2 separate regions of the Homo sapiens genome follow, and region 1 is linked to region 2. The links are chromatin contacts, found by Hi-C or POLR2A ChIA-PET in ENCODE. All regions are on one chromosome and are shown on one strand. Each heading gives the region's core, a stretch centred on a gene start or an enhancer-like site at or near the end of the contact. The rest is flanking DNA. Distances are from core to core; before and after follow the strand shown. Region 1 overlaps LOC105376015 (a long non-coding RNA gene). Region 2 holds the start of RIGI (RNA sensor RIG-I).

What was found. A loop is a pair of places that touch in the nucleus more often than their neighbours do. ChIA-PET counts read pairs that join two places held with the same protein, here RNA polymerase II (POLR2A). Pooled maps may share reads with other maps.
Region 1: a loop to region 2 is called in a pooled map, with 6 times the contacts of the local background. The contact joins the enhancer-like site here to the promoter of RIGI in region 2. A Hi-C loop is called at or near these places in 3 of 50 pooled maps. POLR2A ChIA-PET finds 5 or more read pairs at or near these places in 2 of 52 experiments (BJ and MCF 10A).

The regions. Positions count from the first base shown.
Region 1 is chr9:32,601,491-32,607,816 of GRCh38, reverse strand. LOC105376015 (a long non-coding RNA gene) reads left to right here. Exons shown (of 2, transcript XR_929553.1): 2 at 3,350-3,910. Among named protein-coding and RNA genes, the nearest start is that of TAF1L, 31 kb to the left of the region's middle. Within about 2 kb of position 3,441, at least 3 of the 41 ENCODE cell types and tissues checked have a DNase peak (open chromatin) inside an H3K27ac peak, as active enhancers do.
Region 2 is chr9:32,522,750-32,529,103 of GRCh38, reverse strand. It overlaps RIGI (RNA sensor RIG-I), which reads left to right and starts at 2,908. Exons shown (of 18, transcript NM_014314.4): 1 at 2,908-3,043. The coding sequence starts at 2,938. RefSeq lists an enhancer at 2,758-3,007.

The DNA.
Region 1 (6,326 bases), core at 2,192-4,691, 78 kb before region 2:
CATGTTTATTTAATTTTTTTTCATGAAATTCATGAAGATATAGGCTCTTTGAAATTCAAAAAAAAAGAAAGAAGAAACTTATACTGAGATGAGACCTGTACTCGAACAAGCAGCTGAGGTAGAACGAGAAACCAGGTTTGGGCTCTTAGGAACATCCTTACTCCTGGCAATAGGAGGTTCAAGAAATCTTTGTGGATGCATATGTGAAGAATTAATGAATGATTAGGAATATCAATTCTCACAGCGTGGTATAGTCTCATGAAAACTGTAGAAGATTGAGCTGGACCACAGGGAACTGGGGAATATCTCTGAGTGCTGTTTTTGTTATCTACTTGAGTCCTCTCCTCCACACCCCTTAAGGTTAGTTCTCCCAGCAAGGGTCCAGCGTGATTACTCTGCTCTGGGTTTTCTCTTACCATTGCTTGTTGCCACTCTCCTGGTTCACCTGTTCCCATCCCTGAGCACTGCGCAGGCCACAGCTTTTTTAACCACTTAATATCCCCAGCAACTAATCATGGTGTGTCCTTGAATTCTAGATTTCCTAAGGCTGCAAAGAAAATTAAAAACAGGCCGGGTATGGTGGCTTATGCCTGTAATCCCAGAGCTTTGGGAGGCCAAGGCAGGAGAATCACTTCAGGCCAGGAGTTCGAGAGCAGCCTGAACAATGTAGCAAGACCTCATCTCTAAAAATAAAAGTGTATAATTTAATAATTCTTAGTAAGTTTAAAGAGTTTTGCAATCATTACTGCAATGGAATTTTAGAACATTTCCTTCACCCCCAAAATAACCTCATTCCCATTTGCAGTCACTTCCTATTTCCACCTTCAGCACCACCCCCAACCCCCGCCACACAAAACCACTGATCTGCTTTCTGTTTCTATTGATGTGTCTGTGATGGATATTTCATATATTTATATTCATATGAATGGAACCATGGTCTTTTGTTTATGTCTTCTTTCACTTAATGTATTTGACATGCATTCATGTTGAAGCATGTGTCAATACTTTGTTCCTTTTTATGACTGGAATAGTGTTCTGTTGTATGGATATACCACATTTTTCTTATCCATTCACCAGTTAAAACATTTGGGTTATTTCCATTTTTTGGATATTATGGCTAATGTTCTCAGGAATATTCATATACAAATCTTCATGTGAATGTAGATTTTCATTTATCTTGGGTAGATAATAATGGCTGAATTGTTGGGTCATATGGTGACTCTATTTAGTATTTTAAGAAACTGAAAAATGTTTTACAAAGTGGCTGCACCATTTTCCCGCCAGCAGAATACAAGAGCTACAGTTTCTTTACATCCTTGTCAATATTTGTTATTGCCTGTCTTTTTATACATTGGCTTGGTAAATATTTGTAATAATGTGCAGAACCCCATGCCACCTTTGTAGACCCTCAGATGGAAGCTGCTGTCTGGAATCACATTCTGAGAAATGGATTAATGATCCTTCATTGATGCTTAGGACCTATGTACACCTTCTAGCTGTTGTATTAAACTCTAAAAACTCTAGTATTTTTGTAAAAATATCATACTACTTAAAGCTTAGGGTGTCCATGTGTCAACAACTATTAATTATACTCCAGTATCCAGTCTCCCCTTCTTACACAGGGGGCAGTCAAAGAGTCCCATTTTCCAGCCTCCCTTGCAGCTAGATGTAGCTATGTGATTAAGTTCAGAAGAATGGGATGTGAGCAAAAATGTCATGTTCTCTTAAATGGAGCCAGGCTTTTACCTCTTTCCACATCCTCACTGATGGGAAGGTGGAAGTGAGGGTAGCCATCCTTAGACCAAAAACAGATACTAGGTGCTGAGATTGGCAGGGCATTAAGACACAGGAGGCTTGGGCAACTGGTGATTGCAGGGCCTCCATTCCAGCCCTGGATTGCTTACCTGGATTTTAACATGAGAGATAAGTATCTTGTTTAATCCAGTGTTATTTTTTATTTATTTTGTATTTATTTGAGATAGAGTTTTGCTCTGTTGCCCAGGCTGGAGTGCAGTGGCTGCAATCTCAGCTCACCGCAACCTCCGCCTCCCGGGTTTGAGCAATTCTCCTGCCCACCATCTCGCCTAGCTAGTTTTTTGTATTTTTAGTAGAGACGGGGTTTTGCTATCTTGGCCAGGCTGGTCTGGAACTCCTGACCTCAAGTGATCCACCCACCTAGGCCTCTCAAAGGGCTGGGATTACAGGCATGAGCCACTGAGGCTAGCCCCAGTGTTATTTTGAGGCTCTCTGTTATAACAGCCAAAAAGTGAAATTACTAACATCTAGAATGGCTCTGTAGGAACATGGCTAGAATATGAGAGTCTCCGCTGATGAATATGATCATACAAGGAAAAGCAGGGCAATGGAGACAAAAAAGCCTGGGAAGAAAATCAGGACACTAGAATTTTAGTAGCATTTTTACCTCTAGTCAGCTTTGTGATCTCAGGCAAGCCTTATATTTCTCTGTCTTCATCCATGAAACAAGATGGTTTTGTACAATTGAAAATAAATGCTTAAAGCTTGAAAATAAAAAGCATCTGGTTTCAGAAGTACTTCATTATATTCCTAATCACTGGTAAAGCAACTCAGTACTACAGGCTGGGAAGGAGAGGGAAGGGAGACATAGGGATAGATTTGTAGAAGAATACAAAATTACAGCTAGATAGAAGGAATGAGTTCTAGTGTTATATAGCGCTACAGGATGATGATAGTTAACAATAATATACTCTATAGTTTCAAATAGCTAGCAGGAGGATATAGAATGTTCCCAACACAAAGAAATGATAAATGTTTGACATGATGGCTATGCTAATTACCTTGACCTTATCACTATACATCATATGTGTTGAAACATCACTATGCACCCCATAAATATGTACAAATCATTATGTGTCATATAAAATATTTTTTTAAATTAGGAAAATATATAAATGTAAACCTTTGGTATCAACTTTCTTAAATAAAATAGATGTTAATCATCTTCAGCAGCTGCATCAGTGAGAATGTTAACATGGGGCTAAGAATTTTCCTATACACAGTATTAGCTTTTTAAGTCCTCCCAATGGGTGCCATTATTGTCTTCATTTTACGAATAAGGAACCGGAGGTTTAATGAAGTTAAGGACCTTGCCCTGCCATGCAGATAGTTAGTGGTGGAGCCAGGGTTTCAGTTCCTGAACCCGGAACACAGGTGTTTGGCCACTGCTACTCTGCCTCCATAACTATACCCAACACATACCAGAAGATCAATAGTGATGGCCAGTGGCCATATGACCACTTTAGCTATTGTGACTAGAAGGGATTATCATAGTTTAAAATGAATAAACAACTCTTCCTAATTTGCTCACTAGGTTAAGGTGACATGGGAAGCGATCATTGTGAGTCATCCAGGGAACACAGGGAGAGTTAAGCTGATGGTGACGCACACCTGCCAACTGCTGAGAAGAAGATAATCAGCCCTCAGGAATTTTCGACCCAGCCGCACTGCACAGCCTGGTTGCTGGACTCCTAGGACCAAGCCTCCTGGGCCTGGCAGGCAGCTGTAATTCAGAGTGGGTCGGGGCTCCAGGATGTGTTGTTTCCTGTGCATTGCACTTCGCAGAGGCACAGAGCAGAAGCTAAGCCTGATGGCCTCTGAACACTGGTTGGGTTTTTTGTTTTTTTTTTTTCCTGGCAACAAAATTAAAGCCGCACCTAGGGATTTATCCACCCTTTTGCTGATCTCGATGTGAACTGTGCAGCTGAATCCCTGCACACAGTACTGACTCTCTCAGGGTGTTGCTTAAAATGTGGCTGAGCACAAATGCAAAACATCGTCTTGTTGAAGTCAGCACACAGAATTAATCTCTAAAAGTAATGAAAGAATTAGTTTCACTTTGTAAGATAAATAAATGCAAAGTATGGTGAAGTCAGAGATGTTCAGCTCAGTTGCTTTTAGACGGCGACATCTTTTGAAAATGATATTATATATTTGGGACACATTTTAATGCCACTCTAATATTTTGTGTCATTATAAGGATGCTTTGGGTTTTTTTGTTGTTGTTTTTGAAGTCTATTATCATATGAGTTTTTTTTTTTTTTTTTTTTTTTTTTTTGAGACAGAGTCTCGCTGTCGCCCAGGCTGGAGTGCGTGGCGCGATCTCGGCTCACTGCAGGCTCCGCCCCCCGGGGTTCACGCCATTCTCCTGCCTCAGGCTCCCGAGTAGCTGGGACTACAGGCGCCCGCCACCTTGCCTGGCTAATTTTTTGTATTTTTAGTAGAGATGGCGTTTCACTGTGTTACCCAGGATGGTCTCAATCTCCTGGCCTCGTGATCCGCCCGCCTCGGCCTTCCAAAGTGCTGGGATTACAGGCGTGAGCCACCGCGCCCGGCCTAGCATATGAGATTTTTAACCTGCAACGATTCACCTTTAGTGAATTTTTAGTATTGGAAATGATACAAACTTCAAAGTGTCTTGTCCTTTTTTTTTTAAGCTCTTGGAAACATAAGTATGTGATTTAAGTAAATATAAAATTAGAAGCCATCTCAACACTAGAACTTATTCCTCCTATCTAGCTGTAATTCAGCCTCTAAAGTCAATGTGAAATAAGGCTCACTGTTTTTCACCCCATCCTTAATGTTATTTTTACCCTGACACTGAATTTCAGGCTTTGGTTTTTCTGAGTGTGGCCCACCTGCTTGAAAGTTGTTCTGAAAGTTTGAGGTAAAGGAAGTCAGATCAGAGAGCATTTTCCCCCAGTACCTAACAAAATGAATAAAATGACTGCATTTTAAAGGGCCAAAAATTTCTCATCAGTGATCAAGATTGAAAAAAGGGCAAAACTTCATGTAATACAGTTTTACTTTCAACTGTACGGCTTTCAACCTTGTAATGACACTTGCTTTTCAGAAAGAGAAATGAGGAAAGGTGAGTCAACAAAATTCTGATACTTTTTCTGAATTCGCCTTGATGTGAGGAAGAAGTGGATTGAGGCACGAGGAGGTGGGGAAACTGACGCGTAGGAGCCACTCTTCGTGCCACTGCAGACCCTTGCTAAGGCAGAGGAGTAGGCAGGGCCGGGCATTCTCCAGGGTGCTTGCTGAATGGGGGGATCAACCAAAGCCCTTGGGTTAGAAAATGTCCCATGCTGGGAAGACTGGCCCTGGTAAGGGACATTTGCTGGGGCTTGCAAGAGAGAATCCAGCCAGGCTAGCAACAACTGTAGGCAGCTCCTGATGACCTTTCCTCCTTCTCACAAATTTTCTGGCTAGAGAAAAGTAAGTAGAAAATAACAGCCAGCCCTCAAGTTTTTCTCCATAGGGGTGATAAATAGTTTCCAGGAAGAGGGTCAAGAAGAACTACAGTAGATCAGAGAAACTGAAGTTTATATCATAGCACTGCATAAGTTTAGCTTGAGCAAAATTAAAATAGATGTCATGTCAACCTTGCAAATGAGCCACAGAGGAGAGACGGAGAGAGAGACGGTTAACATGAACATAACAATCTCTGCTTCACAGGGTTGTTGGAAGGAGTAAAAGAGAAAAAGTATGTAAATACTGGACCACAGAACCTGATACATTCGAAGTACACAAAAATCATAGTCTCTCCTCCACTCCCATCCCTTGTTCATAGCCCTACATATTGTTTTTTGTTTTGTTTTGTTCAATTCAGGCTCACTTTGCATTCTTACAACACTGTAGATCTTTAGGTTGAGTAATTTATGGCTTAAAGCTAAATAATTATTTGCCAGCAAACTGTTCTTGAAAATATATAGCAGCATAGGAAAGGTCATGGGCTTTAGTGTTAAAACTAGGCTTTGATCCTGGGCCACCTCCTTGAGTTTGTGTTTTTAGGCAGGTTATACATTTAATCTCTCTGAGCTGACTTTTCTTCTTTATGAATGATATCAATAATCCTAAATTTGCTGTACCTGTATATGTATAAAGCACCTGGCACAAACTAGGTGCTCCTTGAGGTGGCACGGCTAATATCATTTTACTTTTTCAGATTGTTATACAAAACATCAACAAATTATTGTTTGTTACCCCAACTGCTTCTTTAGGAGGGTGAATTTTGTTACTGTAGAGTATCTTGTTTTGCAGAGCATCATGATGTCCTGGGGTCTGTAAGTTTATGAATTGAGGGAAGTGGCTAAATTGCTTGCGTAAGAAAGGGAAGGAAAAAAAATGAAAATGAAGGCAGGAGTTGGGGGTAGGATGATCAAGAATCTAGGGGAGAGAATTAAGCAGTGAAATCTGGGAGGATTCAGGGATAAAAATCCCTAGAGAGGATAAACCAGGAAGGGATTTGTGGAGGTACAAATATAGAATGTCAGTTTTTACCTTGT
Region 2 (6,354 bases), core at 1,659-4,158:
AAACTAGGAATAAAAGAGAACTTCATCAATCTGATAAAAGGTATCTAAGAAAAATTTACAGCTACCATATTATTTAAAGTGATTATTATTACATTGATGATTTCCCCACTGAAATTAGCAATAAAGTAATGGTGTCAACTGTCACCACTTTTATTCTATTTTCTATAGGAGGCTCTAGGAGGTACCATAATAAAGAAAGGAGGCAAAAAGCATGAAGACCGGAAAGAAAGAAGTAAAACTGGCTGGGCATGGTGGCTCATGTCTGTAATCCCAGCACTTTGAGAGGCCGAGATGGGCGATCGCTTGAGTTCAGGAGTTTGAGACCAGCCTGGGCATCAGGGCGAAACCCCATCTCTACAAAAAAATACAAAAATTAGCTGGGTGTAGTGGTGTGCACCTGTGGTCCTAGCTACTCAGGAGGCTGCAGTGGAAGGATCCTTGAGCCTGGGAGGTGGAGGCTGCAGCAGCCTGGTTGACAAAAGTGAGACCCTGTCTCAAAAAGAAAAACTATAATGAAAGGAAATAAAAGGCATAAAGATTGGAAAGGAAGAAGTTAAAGTATGTATTCACAAATGACATCATTATTTATCTAGAAAACTTAGAGGAATTTACAGAACAATTACTAGAACAAATAAGTGAAGTTAGCAATGTTGCATGTTTTAAGGTCAAAAAACAAAAATCACTTGTATTTCTTTTTTTGTGTGTGTGTGTGAGATGGAGTCTCACTCTGTCGCCCAGGCTGGAGTGCAGTGGTGCAATCTCGGCTCACCACACCCTCCGCTTCCTGGGTTCAAGCGATTCTCCTGCCTCAGCCTCCCGAGTAGATGGGATTACAGGCGCCCACCACCACGCCCGGCTATTTTTTGTATTTTTAGTAGAGATGAGGTTTCACCATGTTGGCCAGGCTGGTCTCGAACTCCTGACCTCAGGTGATCCACCCACCTCAGCCTCCCAAAGTGCTGGGATTACAGGTGTGAGCCACCACACCCAGCCAATCATTTGTATTTCTATACCGTAGCAACAGACAATTTGAAAATGAAATCTTAAAAACAATTCCATTGACAGTAGCATCAAATAACATAAAATAGTTCAGAATAGCCAGGTGTGATGGCCCGTGCCTGTAGTCCCAGCTACTCTGGATGGCTGAGGTAGGAGGATTGCTTGAGTCCAGGTGGATCCCTTGAGCCCAAGAGTTCAAGGCTGTAGCACACTATAATTGTGCCTGTGAATAGCCACTGCACTCCAGCTTGGGCAACATAGTGAGACTCCGTCTGTAAAATAAAATGAAACAAAACTAAAATACTGCTGAGAGAAATTATAGACCTAAGTAAATGAAAAGGCATACCATGCTTATGGATTAGAAGACTCAATATTGTTAAGATGTCACTTCTCCCCAAGTTTATCTGTAGGTTCAATGCAATCTTGATCAAAATCCCCATAAACTTTTTTTGGGGGAAGGAAGGGGTAATTGACAAGTTGATTCTTATTTCATATGGAAATGCACAGGGATTCAAGGTTGCAGTGACCCCTGTTTGCACCACTGCACTCCAGCCTGGGAGACAGAGTGAGACCTTGTCTCAAAAAAGAAATTAAAAAAAAAAAAAAAAAAGGAATGCAAAGAATCTCAAATAGCTAATATCTTCACAGTGAAAAACAAATTTGGAGAACTTAGTAGTACTTGATTTTGAGACTTAGTTGAAATCTAAAGTAACCTAGAGACAATGGTATTGTCAAAGTAGTAGGAAGTAGAATATAACAAGAGTCAGAAATAGACACATATACATTCAATGGACTTGGTTTTTTTACAAAGGTCCCAAGGCTATCCAATGCCAAAAGGAAAAGTTTTCAACAAACGGTGCTGAAACAATTAGAAATATGGAAAAAGTGAACCTGGACCCCCCATCTCACGCCACAACAAAATTATTTTGAGATAGTAATAGACCCAGAAGTAAAGGCTAAAAATATAAATCTAAAAGGAAACAATATTTTCATGACCTTGGGGTAGGCAAAGATTTATTAAAGAGGACACAAAAAACAACAAACAGAAGAAAAACCTGAAAATTGCATCAATATAAGTGTCTGCTCCTCAAAAGACACCTTTAAGAAAATGAAATGGTAAGCCACAGACTGGAAGAAGATATTTCGAATACATATATTTAACAATTTTGTATCCTGAATAAATAACTCCTGTAAATCCATAAACCAAAAAACTCCAAAGTCAGGCAAAAGATTGGAGCAGATGCTTCACAAAAGATATATGAATGACCCAGTAAGCACATGCAAATGTGCCCACCATTAATTATATGGGAAATTAAAATTAAAACCACAATAATATACCATTTCACACCGACCAAGATGGAAGTTAAAATTAAAAAAAAAAAAGAAAGGCTGACCAATGTGTCTATCTACTGGAGCTCTCCTACTGCGGGTGGGAATGTAAACTGGATGTAATCAGTCATTTTGGACAACAGGTGGCGGTTTCCTATAAAGCTAAACATAGACTTACCCTGGCACCCAGCCGACGTGGGAGAACTGGGTACACAGGTGTACACTTTACAAAACTCATCGAATTGCACACTCAGATTGTGTGCATTTTACTGTGTCTAAACGTTAGCGCTATAAAAGCAAAACAAAATATAAGATCATAAAAATAAAAGCAATTCCTAGGGGTCCTCTCCGTTCCCGGGCTTCCTCGGTGCGGAGGGAAACGAAACTAGCCCGAGGCAAAACAGCCTCCGCGAACCCCGCCCGCCGCTAGTTGCACTTTCGATTTTCCCTTTAGTTATTAAAGTTCCTATGCAGCTCCGCCTCGCGTCCGGCCTCATTTCCTCGGAAAATCCCTGCTTTCCCCGCTCGCCACGCCCTCCTCCTACCCGGCTTTAAAGCTAGTGAGGCACAGCCTGCGGGGAACGTAGCTAGCTGCAAGCAGAGGCCGGCATGACCACCGAGCAGCGACGCAGCCTGCAAGCCTTCCAGGATTATATCCGGAAGACCCTGGACCCTACCTACATCCTGAGCTACATGGCCCCCTGGTTTAGGGAGGGTGAGTGTCTCCAGCGGCGCCTTCTCGGCGGAAAACAATTGAGGACTTGTTTTTCTCTTGCTTCGTTCCCTTCTTTTAATCAATGCAGAGAGCCTGCCAGACTCCCCAGGTTTGTGGTAAGATCTCCGCAGCATTTTAGGCTAGAGGTTGCCAGAGTTTGAGGAGCCCTCGGAGGCCTAGGTGGGGAAACTGAGTTCCAGCGAGGTGAAGTGACTTGCTTAAGGGTGCTCATCTATTTAGGTTCAAAGCTGGGGAAGAAATTTTGTTTCATTTATTTTCACTAATATTAAAGTCTACTGTGTGCTTGGCTGGGTACTGACAGAGATTGAGAAATAAGATAAGGGCTCTTCCTTAGTATACATTACAGTCCAAGGGATGGGACACAAAGGGCAGATAATTACAGTACTGAGCACAAAGTGCGGTCTGAGCTTAAAGGAAGTTGATGCTTACTCTGCCGAATCTTATTTGCACGCCTAAAGAAGTGGAAGCTGGAGAGGAGCCGGACTTTTCCAGACCGAATAGCTTTAGGCTTTAATACAGGTGTTTCCATCTAACTTCGGAGACAGGTGATCCTGGGTAATGACCATTTTGTAAATTTGTATCGAATTACTTTGTGCTGGAGATGAGCAGAGGCTTCTGGGAAAGAGGTGAAAGGAGGTGGTACTTAAAAGATATCGATGAGGCCGGGCGTGGTCCCTCACGCTGTAATCCCAGCTGTAGAGCACCCGATGCTGTTGCTGTTCGGGGTGCCACTATGTAACCCGCACGGACCTAGGGGACTGAACAAAGAGGGGCGAACGCGGGAATAAAAGACAAGAGACAAAAGAGTATATCTGGAAGAAGGGGTCAGGGGGCACCTTGCCTCTAGTGGACAAGGGCCCTGAGCTTTACACAGCCCTTCTTATTAGGCAAAAGAGATAGCGAGAAGGGGAGGTGCTTGTTGGCTGGCTGCTTGATTCACAGCAGGCTTGCAAGACTGCATTCTTTGAACAATAGGTGCTAGATTTCTCAATAAATAATTTCAAGGAGCCTGGCGCCAGGGAGTGAGGCGCTCAGCAAACCATTTGGTGGCAAGGCAGTGTGAGTTTGCCCAGGTGCTGCATTCATGATAAACAGTTTGCTGTTTGATCATATAGCCTCCAGCGGAATGCTGAGTTGGTCACATCCCAAGGGCCTTCGGCTCCCTGCAGCCAGCACTTTGGGAGGCCTAGGCGGGTGGATCACAAGGTCAGGAGTTCGAGACCAGCTTGGCCAATATGGTGAAACCCCGTCTCTACCGAAAAATACAAAATTAGCCAGGCGTAGTGGTGCACTCCTGTAGTCCCAGCTACTCAGGAGGCTGAGGAATGAAAATCGCTTGAACCAGGGAGGCAGAGGTTATGGTGAGATCGCACCACTGCACTCAGCCTGGGTGACATCGTGAGACTCTTGTCTCCAAAAAAAAAAAAAAAAAAAAAAAAAAAACCGAAAAACAAAAAAAAGTCGATGAGAGGGGGCCTGGGAATCCTAAAAGTCTCCAAGTGCCAGTCTTTCCTGATGTTATTGCAGTTTTTGGAAATGGCGTTAAGACCGGCAACTAACTTGAATGCTAATTGCTCTACAAAACTAAAAGAAAGGTTGTGGAATGGCATTCTAGTGACCAGTGTAGCTTGGCACCTGAAGAAGTACTTGGAAGAAACACTAACAACTGGTGTGAATTCCATTTTTTCATGCACTCATATATTGATTTGATACACTTTGATGGAATAAAATAAGCAACTCGTGTCAGTATTATGTTAGCATTGGAGGTAATTTACTCAGCACCTATTACCTAATAGTGTCATTGAAAGTTGAGGAAGCAATGATGAGCACAGTAGAAACTGTCCCTGCCCTAATAGTGATTAGTGTGTCTATGTGAATGCAGGTAACAAAATAGTAAATAATAAAGTGCAGCAGTGCTTTGATGGAAAAAAGCTGGGATGTCTACTAGAGTCCAAAGGGCACAGCCAAAGCTTCCCAGATATTTGGCATTTGAACTGAGGTCTAAAGAAAGAGGAAAAATTAGCTGGAAGGAGACAATAAATTGCAGTTAGAGGGCTCCTTATGTGCAAAGGTCCAAGGTGAAAGAGAAACTAGAGTGTTCCAGGTATCCAGAAAATATTAGTATGGTGGCATTGTGGAGAGAGAGGCAGGAGTTCAGAGAGATGAAACTTGACAGGCAAGCAGAAGTGGGATATGAACAGTTTTGGACTTTATCCACTGAAATGTGATAAGGAGAGGGGACCAAAATAGAATTTGCATTGTAGAAAAACGACTTTGACTTCAGTTTGAGGAATGGCTTGAATAGGTACAAGACAGGGAGAGAGAGAATGGCAGATGCAATGATGCCAGGACAGCAGAGTGGAAAAACTGGAAGCAAGGATACCAGTTAGGAAAATAGGAATCCGGAGGAATGGGGAGAAATGGATGGATTCAAGACACATTTGGAAAGTATAATCAATAGGTCTCTTGGGGAGTTGTGGTGAGGAGGTAAGGGTGAGGACAGGGTGGAAATGACTTCCAGGTCTCTGGCTTTGGTCCTTGGGTGAATAAATGGTAGTTTCTGAGATAGGAAATGTGGGAAGAGGGACAGGTTTGCAGGAGGAGGAGAAAAATTCGGATTTAGGTATGCTGGGTTTGTATGCCTTGGATACATCCATGAAGAGATGTTCATCAGATTGTTGGCTGCACAGGTGTGGAGTTCAGGAAAAGGGTCCACAGTTGGGGAGACATTAATGTGGAGATCCTTGCTGAAACAATGAGAGTGGGTGCAATTGTTACTGAAACACCAGGGATTCAGCCTAGGTTCTTTTGCTGGCTGCACATAAAGCCAATCACTGAGACAACAAGTTTTGCCAAGGCTTTAATTGGGAGCTGCAGCAAAGGAGGTAGGAGATCAGTCTCAAATCCATCTCCCTGACCCGTTGAAATTAGGGGTATGGATAGAAGGAAAGAAATATAACTAGGTGTTGGAAAATGGACTCTGGAGGGGTAAGGAAGCAATCATGATAAATGAGGGGCCTGGTGTCTCATTGTCTGGATGTGATGGTCTGATGAGTTTCAGTTCTTTTATACCTTTTGAGAGGCCTGGGGGTCCTTTTCCTGGGGAAGGAACTCAGATAAAACAAATATAAGTTTCAGCTTTAAGATCAGGAGGGTCAATTTCCATGTTTATTCGAAAGAATTGTATATGGGACTATTGTGTTGGTTTCAGTCCCCCTCTTTCTATTTATCAATTCCTGGATCATGGGGAATCTGATCCTCAATCTTTCTGGCAGCTTCATGCTGAGGAA